Linked DNA regions of Homo sapiens: region 2 is linked to region 1. Evidence: read pairs that join two places in POLR2A ChIA-PET (ENCODE). Cell type or tissue: OCI-LY7. All regions are shown on one strand. Region 1 overlaps PDE9A (phosphodiesterase 9A). Region 2 overlaps ABCG1 (ATP binding cassette subfamily G member 1).

Region 1 (4,000 bases):
TACCGCTCGGCCTTAAAAAGGCAGGAAATTCGGACACGTGCTACAACATGGATGCACCTGAGGGCATGATCCGAGTGAAGGAGGCCAGGCACAGCAGGGCGATCCTGTGTGATTCCACTTCTGTGAGGTCCCCGCACTCAGCAGTTTCATGGAGATAGAAAGCGGAATGTACAGTGGGGGTCAGGGGCTGGGGGAGGGGGATGGGGAGGGAGGGTTTATTGTTCATATATTTTACCACAATTTAAAATTAAAAAAAAAAAAAAGGCTGGGCGTGGTGGCTCACGCCTATAATCCCAGCACTTTGGGAGGCTGAGGCGGGCGGATCACATGGTCAGGAGTTCGAGACCAGCCTGGTCAAGGTGCTGAAACCCCGTCTCTACTAAAAATAAAAAATTAGCCGGGCCTGGTGGCAGGCGCCTGTAGTCCCAGCTACTCCGGAGGCTGAGGCAGGAGAATTCCTTGAACCTGGGAGGCGGAGGTTGCAGTGAGCCGAGATCACGCCACTGCACTCTAGCCTGGGCGACAGAGCGAGACTCCATCTCAAAAAAAAAAAAAAATTGGCAGAGAATCTAAAGCAAACGGAATAAAATGCTGTGGTTCTTCTTTTAGTTGTTTCTAGACCGAGTTTTCAGGGGTACTGCGGGTTTCTGTTCAGGGCCAATGCTCCCGTTGCGTGACCAGCTTCGGGATTTGGGGAGATGTGGTCAGGGTGAGGGGGGAGACAGGCAGTCAGGGATGGGTTCAAGACAAATAAGTTGCACCCTCAAGTGAAAATATTTCTTTTTGAGCTTGAAAATGTTGGGAGCCACCCCTGGGTGGCTGAGTGCACTGGGCGTCCCTGGTGCCCATGGCATGACTGTGCCCGCAGTGCCAGGAATACAGGCATGCGCTCCTCCAACTCCTGCAGATGGACCCTTGCTTGTGCACTTTCTATTTTTAACCATTTTAATCTTTTTTTTTTTTTTTAATTCCAATAGTGTTTGGGGAAGGGGTGGTGTTTGGTTACATGGGTAAGTTCTTTAGTGGTGATTTCTGAGATTCTGGTGCACTGTCACCCGAGCGGTGTACACGGTACCCAGAGCGTGGTCTTTCATCCACCACCCTGTGCACTTTCTTAGAACATTTTCTTCTCAAAAATATTTGGACCCCTGGAAATGCAAGCACCCAACTGGCCTTGGTCTCAACCTCCACAAGCCAGGCACTGACTCGCAAACTGCCTTCTCTGCGAGCCGTCCCTGCAGGCCCCGCACCTGCTCCTGGAAGCTGGAGGGATCCTGAGCTCAGGGTGGGTTTGTCTGGGGAGAAAGCCAAGGAGTGCAGACACGCTTTGTCTGGGGCAGGCCCAGCTATCGGGCTGTGCCGTCTGGTCTCTGGGGGCTCTCTGGGCCCTTCTTGCCCAAAACCTTCTGAAATTTCCCAGGAGTGCGGCTTGCTGGGTCACCTGCACCCAGGGGAGCAGGTGATTGGGTGAGAGAGGGTTCAGGGTTGCCCACCACCCCCTGGGAAGCAAGCCCAGGACTGGGCTACCGGGCCCAGCCTCTCAGGAAGTCTTGGCCCCCTGGGGCCCAGTTCCTGCCGCCTCCCTGCCCGGCTTATGCCCCGAGGTGTCCCAGTTGCTGCACTGAGATCAGCTGCCCGGCTCGTCCCCGTTTCATCTCTCATTTGCATGTCAGTTCATCTGAGGCGTCTGACGGGGACAGTGTGCCCTTCCTCTGCGCTAGATTTACCTCGCTGACAACGAGAGCTGTCTTTTGCCCATTTCTGAGGCCAGACAGCCCCTCCACCCACACTGAGCTCCGGAGAGGCTGGCTGGAAGACGAAGGTGCGGGCTGTGGGACCTGGGCTCATGGGGCCTGTGGTTCTGGCTCCTTCTTCATGGGAGCCTGTGGTTCTAGCTCACAGTGGACTCGGGGAGTGACAAGACAAGTGACAGGAAGGTGCTGCCACTGCTGCTTCCAGAGTCTTCCGGGCTGATGGGTCCAGGATGAGAGAAGCGTCATGGGGGCTATGCTGTGCCCAGGCCTGAGGGCAAGGGTGGCATTCCTGAGCCTCCCCACATGCCCTGCCCTGCTCTGGAAACTTCACCCCATTGCTCCGCGTGGACTGCACAGTGAGCCTCCACTTCCCTGGGGAGAAAGTGATTTTGCCCAGGCCTCCCGGCTGGCAAGTGGGAAAGGCGGATGAGGCGAGGCTGTCCGTCTCAGCACCATGTCCCCACCACTCTATGGGACCAGCCCTCCTGGATTCCCAGATTGGGCGGCATTGGTTTAGTCTGAGAGGTTTCCAGGTCATTCATGGAAATTCCTGATGGCGTCAGGTGGGCTTCTGGCTTCCAGCTGTCCCCTCCTGGGCCTCTGGACATTGGAAATGTCTGGCTAAAGGGGAATTCGGACCACACCAATGGGAAGGAGTGTGGAGGCCAGCAGCTCCCTGACTTTTCGGCACCCTTGGGCTAAAATTGGGAAGGGCCCAGTTTCCTGTGCCCTCTCCGAGACAGCACCTGCTGTAGCTCTCAAGTGGTCAGGCACTTCATGGCTGATTGCTGGTTGAAAAAGGAACCAAAAACCGAGGGTTCTTACTACTTTTCACAGCCCAGCTTCAATTCAGGTGGAGACAGGGGAGTCGTCCCCAGCCAGGGGTCAGGACAGCAATAAGGCTGGCAACTCTCATTGCTCCCTGTCCCTCCACCACCGCCACCCCCTCCATTCATACACTGGAAACCCCAAAAGGGTGTGACTGACCCCCTTCCTTCAGCAGATTTTCTTGGTTCAGTGAACTTACAGTACCATTTTTATACCAATTTAAAGGTCAAAAGTTACAAACATGTAACAGGCAGACAGATGATAGGCTGGAAGTGGAGAGGATGGCGAGGAGAGCCGCCGTCCACCTGGGAAGGAGGGCGCAGACAGTGGTGCTGGAGCCGAGAAACCTGGAGAGGAGTCAGTGTGGCCGGGGGACGCAGCCCTGCACAATTGAGCAGAGATGCCTGCAGCCACAGGAAAGGGCACTGCGCGTGTGGGCTGAGCAGCCCATGCCTTCTAAAATGAAAGGAGGTTTGCATTTGACCATGTCGTGGGCAGGAGAGGGGAAAGGCACGCAGGAGCCGGGTAGGGCTTAAGGCCCCACCATGCTAACCACACCAGACAAGGTTGGGGCAGTGCACTCCTCTCCCCTGAGGAGCTGGGGGAAACAGCAGCTCATGCTTGTGCCAAAGCAAGAAATGAAGGCAGAGGGGCCTGAACAGGACAGATCAGTAGAACCAGGCAGCAGGGAGCGACATTCCCTTGGGCCAGGACCACAGACCACCCCAGCAGGGTGCAGAGGCCTGGACTCCAAGCACTGCGGGGAGGACCTGAGCCAAAAAGGCACAGCTCTGGGGCCCGCAGAGGTTGGCCTTGGGTGCCAGGACCAGGCTGGGTGGAAGCATCACGAGAAGGCCTGGGCAGACCCCACCAGCTGCCCAGGGCACGGAGCCCTGGGCTCCCGCATGTGAAGGGGGCAGGCATAGGTCGGGTGGAGGCAAGCGTAGGTGTGGCGTAGCCACGGTGGGTGGCAAACTATTAAGAACTGGGAGCCGACTTCTGCGGACGCTTGAACACTTTCTAGCGCGGCTCCTCCCTTTGGGCTGTGCGCATTCACTGCTCTGGTTTACAGTAGAAACAGCCCCGCAAACTCAAGCGGCCACCGATGTGTTCAGACCTGGGTTCCAGCTGCAGAGCAAGGCCAAGACCAGAACACCACAGCCCAGAGGCGCCAGGGAGGCCGCGCACAGTGCGAGTGTCCCGAGGGGGCCGCCAGGTCAGGGCAGTGGCACCACAGAGGCCCCGGAGCATTCAGTCTTGCCCAGATGTGGCTCCTCACCACACCCGAGCCCACAGCCTGGCCCAGGGGTCCCAAAGGCCTCTCTCTTCCCCGATTCGGAAGATTGGCAAACCCAAGCCTGGATGTGCCACCAGGTGGGACCCCCTCCAGCTCCCCAGTGCTGAGTGCGTCGTCCCTG
Region 2 (4,000 bases), 410 kb after region 1:
AATACAGGTCCTCCCTTTCCTGCCCAAACCTAAAGCAAACCTCCTTCCTCCAAGCACTTGTTCAATTTGCAGACTCATCATTTTACCATCAGGAGAGTCAAAACAGTAGGGCCTGGAGGCAAACTAGTCAGGTCTGAATCCCACTTCCCTCCTGGGTAGGTCACCGACCGACCGTGGGCCTCTGTATTCCAGAGGAGATAGTGACAGCCCTAGCTCCTCACAGGGTATGGTCAGGCAAGTTCATGTCTGCTGGGCGCTGAGCTGTCCCTGTGTTCGTTTCTGTTGTTGCCTTTGTGTTGTGATCCCTGCCGTTCCTGCCAGCAATACCACTTAGTGCTGCTGTTGCTTCCCTTCATGTGTCTGGTGGGTCTCTCCCAAGCCGATCCCTGCGGGGTCTGGGGGCCACCTTCCTATACCCCGCACACACCCCTTGTTGGGCTCCTGACCCTGCCTCCATGCCAGCAGCACAGCATGCCAGGGAGGAAAGGGGTAAGTGCAAGAGAGACAAAGCACGTTTGTGTTATGTTCCCATCAGTGAAAATGAGACTCAGGAATGGCCCACATGGAGGGTACCGCGGGAGAGACCCTGACCTCACACAGGCAAGTTCTGTCCACTGGCGCTCACTGTGTGTGTGACCCAAAGAACTAAAATCTCAATGACCATGAGCGGCCACCAGAGGAGGCCTGCAGGGAGGCTCATGGGTGGCCCCTGACTCATTCCCTGGGAGGTCCCAGCCCTGTTTTCAGGGCTCTCTTCCAACAGGCTAGCTGGACTGTGCTCCTCCACGTTTGGGCACCACTGCATGCGGCTGCCTATCTCTGGGAGCCTGGAGTCCCCCTCCATGCAGGATGCCCAGAGCACCCACGGGAAACCAAAGACCACTGAGGCATGGGGCAGGGAATGGGAAGTGAACTGGGTTTGGATCTGGCTTCCACCCCCTCTATAATGCCTTCAAAATAAGACTGGAAGCACCAAAGTCCCCAAAGAGCTGGGTCCACTCTGCTTGTCCCCTGGGAACATGGCTTCAATGGGATGTGCCACCCCAGGAGAAGGTCAACACGCGCAGCTAGAAACCCTCAGTTCCTCCTCCAGTCTTCATCTCTCCTCCTGTCCCCAAGAGTCCTCAGTGGTTTAGACTTAGAATCCTTTAAACGCCCCCTCCCCCTGCACCCCCATATGTGTTCACACGTGACCCAAGACACACAACACACGGGCACCTTCCTCACCCAGTGAGGACTCTTCATCCCCCTCTCACTTTTTTTTTTTTTTTGAGATGGAATCTCACTCTGTCACCCAGGCTGGAGTGCAGTGGCGCCATCTCGGCTGACTGCAACCTCCGCCTCCCAGGTTCAAGTGATTCTCCTGCCTCAGCCTCCCAAGTAGCTGGGACTACAGGCGTGCACCACCATGCCTGGCTAATTTTTGTATTTTTAGTAGAGATGGGATTTCATCATGCTGGCCAGGCTGGTCTCAAACTCCTGACCCTGGTGATCTGCCTGCCTCAGCCTCCCAAAGTGCCGGGATTACAGGTGTGAGCCACTGCGCCTGGCCCTCCCTCTCACTTCTTTACAGCTCCATACCGTCTTTTTACTTTTTTGATTTCAAACTGCCTTACATTTACAAAATGATGATGCTGATGATGGCAATAGCTGATGCTTATATAGATCTACTATGCCGCAGGGCACGATTCTAAGCTTTCGCATACATTAACTCACTTAATTCTCAACACAGAACTCATTTAATTCTCACCAGAACCCTGCAAGGTCCATATTTCAATACACCCAGATGAGAAAACTGAGGCACCAGAGACCTAAAATAACCTTCCCCAAGAACCATAGCTAGTAAGCAGAAGTGAAACCGACCAGAAACAGAACTTAAACTGAGTGGTCTGGCTCCGGAGTCCACACACAATATGACACTTACTTTCTGTGCAGATCACTTGCTTGTGAGATGTGAGGAAGAAAAATAAATGAATAAATCAATGAAAAATAAATGTGCCCACGAGCCAGCCAGGCGGTAATCTCAGCAACACACCCCAGGCCCGGCGCCCCTCCCTCATCCCAGTCCCCTGCCTTCACCAGATGTCCCCACTCTCTTGAATGGTATTACATCCTTGTTTTTCTCTATCTTGCACCACGTTCGTATTTATCCTTTAACAATTTTGGTGACTTTTGAATGTTTTGAAGTTTTTAGAAAAGGCATCACATTGCATGTGTTCCAGGAATTGCTTTTTCTCCCTCTCCATTATCTTGTCCATGAGATCTGTTCTTGTTGATGCCTGTAACTGTGCTTCATTTCTTTTCTGGGCTGTATAATATTCCACTGTGGACCCATCACAGTTTGTTTATTCGCTCTTTTTTTTTTTTTTTTTTGAGAGAGGTCTTGCTCTGTCACTCAGGCCAGAGTGCAGTGGCACAATCATGGCTCACCGCAACCTCAATCTCCCTGGCTCAAAAAGTCCTCCCTCAGCCCCCCAAGTAACTGGGACTACAGGTGTGCACCACCATGCCCAGGTGTTTTTTTTTTTAATTTTTTAAATTTTTTTATTTTGCAGAGGCAGGGTTTCGCCATGTTGCCCAGGCTGCTCTCGAACTCCTGGGCTCAAACAATTCACCCGCCTCGGCCTCCTAAAGTTCTGAGATTACAGGCGTGAGCCACCGCACCTGCCTGGTTTATTCACTCTTCTTTCAATGAGCATTTGGGTCATATCCAGTCTTGTTGTTGTTATGAACAGTGCTGCTGAGAGCGCTGTATTCAGGTCGAAGTGAAAATGCTGGGCCACAGAGGGTGCGTATCTTCAACTCAGCTTCATGAAGCCAAACAACGTCTGTGGCAGCTGCCCTGCACCCCCCACGGGTGGTGCCTCACAGTCTTCCTTGCTCCAGGGTTCTCTAGTTTAGACAGAACTGCACTTCACTTCGCTTCCCTCCACCACTGCTGTCTGGACAGGTCCCAGGAGTCCTGCAACAGACACATCTCCACTCTCACACCAATCCTCTAATGAGGCCCCTCAGCAACTACTATCTTTCCAGATTTTACAGAGAAACTGGCTGGGGGATAAATCAGATGACGACGGAGATCATGACAATCTTACTGCAGCTTGAACAGGTTTAACAAATAAGCAGAAAGAAACCTAATCTTCTTTATCCTCCTCTCTATGCTTCCTACCACTTTTCTTTTTCAAAACGTTGCTCTCTCATGACCATCTTTGCTTCCTTTTCTTTTGTATAATATTAGTGACCTCAGGCTGCCCCAAGAAAATGCCACAAAATGTGCCGTCTCACCGTTCTGAGGGCAGAAGTTCAAAATCGAGATGTCCGCGATGCCACACTCCCTCCGGAGGCTCCAGGGGAGGGTCCTTCCTTGCGTCTCCAGGCTCTTGCTGGCCCCAGGCGTCTGTGGGCTGTGGCTGTGTTACTCCAACGGCTGCCTCCATCTTCATGGGGCTGTCTCCTCCACATGTCTCTGTCTCTTCTCCCCTGCATCTCTGTGACTTTTTCTTCTCTTCTTCTCTTGTAAGATCATGTCCTTGGATTTTGAATCCATCCTAATCCGGGGTGGCCCCATCTGGACATCCTTAACTTAATCACATCTGTCTGCAAATTGACCTTTTTCTGAATAAGGTCACATTTACAGGTTCTGAGAGTTGGGACATGTATGTACCATTTTGGAGGGTCACCATCAACCCACTACACCATAGTCACCAGTCTAGTCCAAGATCTCCACCCAAATGCTTCCCAGAAAGTCCATTTCCAAGACTGCCCATCACCATACTCTCCCGTTACCTAAATTCTAAACACCACACCTGCTCAGTTCTCCACCGGGTGCCCCCGGGTTCTGCCCCTCTTTGTGGCCTTTTCCAAAGGCTGTGATTTCTCCAGAGATTCTCATCCTCCTCCAATTCCTATAACCCTTCTCTGGGCATTATTCACTGTCTTAGATAACCCCTGCCTGATAGTGAGAGCTCCTTGTGTCCCTATCAATTATAAACTCATTGAG

Evidence for each region. Peaks named below come from ENCODE experiments on the same cell type or tissue, not always from the same donor. Only the 100,000 strongest peaks of a DNase experiment are listed, where the experiment ranks them.
Region 2: POLR2A ChIA-PET joins it to region 1 with 7 read pairs; 1 of 35 experiments calls an interaction of 5 or more read pairs at or near these places.

What each region holds. Positions count from the first base shown.
Region 1 is chr21:42,657,592-42,661,591 of GRCh38, reverse strand. The region is part of intron 1 of PDE9A (phosphodiesterase 9A); the gene reads right to left. Among named protein-coding and RNA genes, the nearest start is that of PDE9A, 6.0 kb to the right of the region's middle. RefSeq lists enhancers at 1-181, 1,571-1,740. In OCI-LY7, no CTCF peak of the experiment used is centred here; DNase peaks (open chromatin) are centred at 1,671, 2,541, 3,081 and 3,651; H3K4me3 peaks cover 4,000 bases; H3K27ac peaks cover 4,000 bases.
Region 2 is chr21:42,247,276-42,251,275 of GRCh38, reverse strand. All of the region lies in intron 2 of ABCG1 (ATP binding cassette subfamily G member 1), which reads right to left. Among named protein-coding and RNA genes, the nearest start is that of ABCG1, 30 kb to the right of the region's middle. In OCI-LY7, no CTCF peak of the experiment used is centred here; a DNase peak (open chromatin) is centred at 1,865; H3K4me3 peaks cover 932 bases; H3K27ac peaks cover 4,000 bases.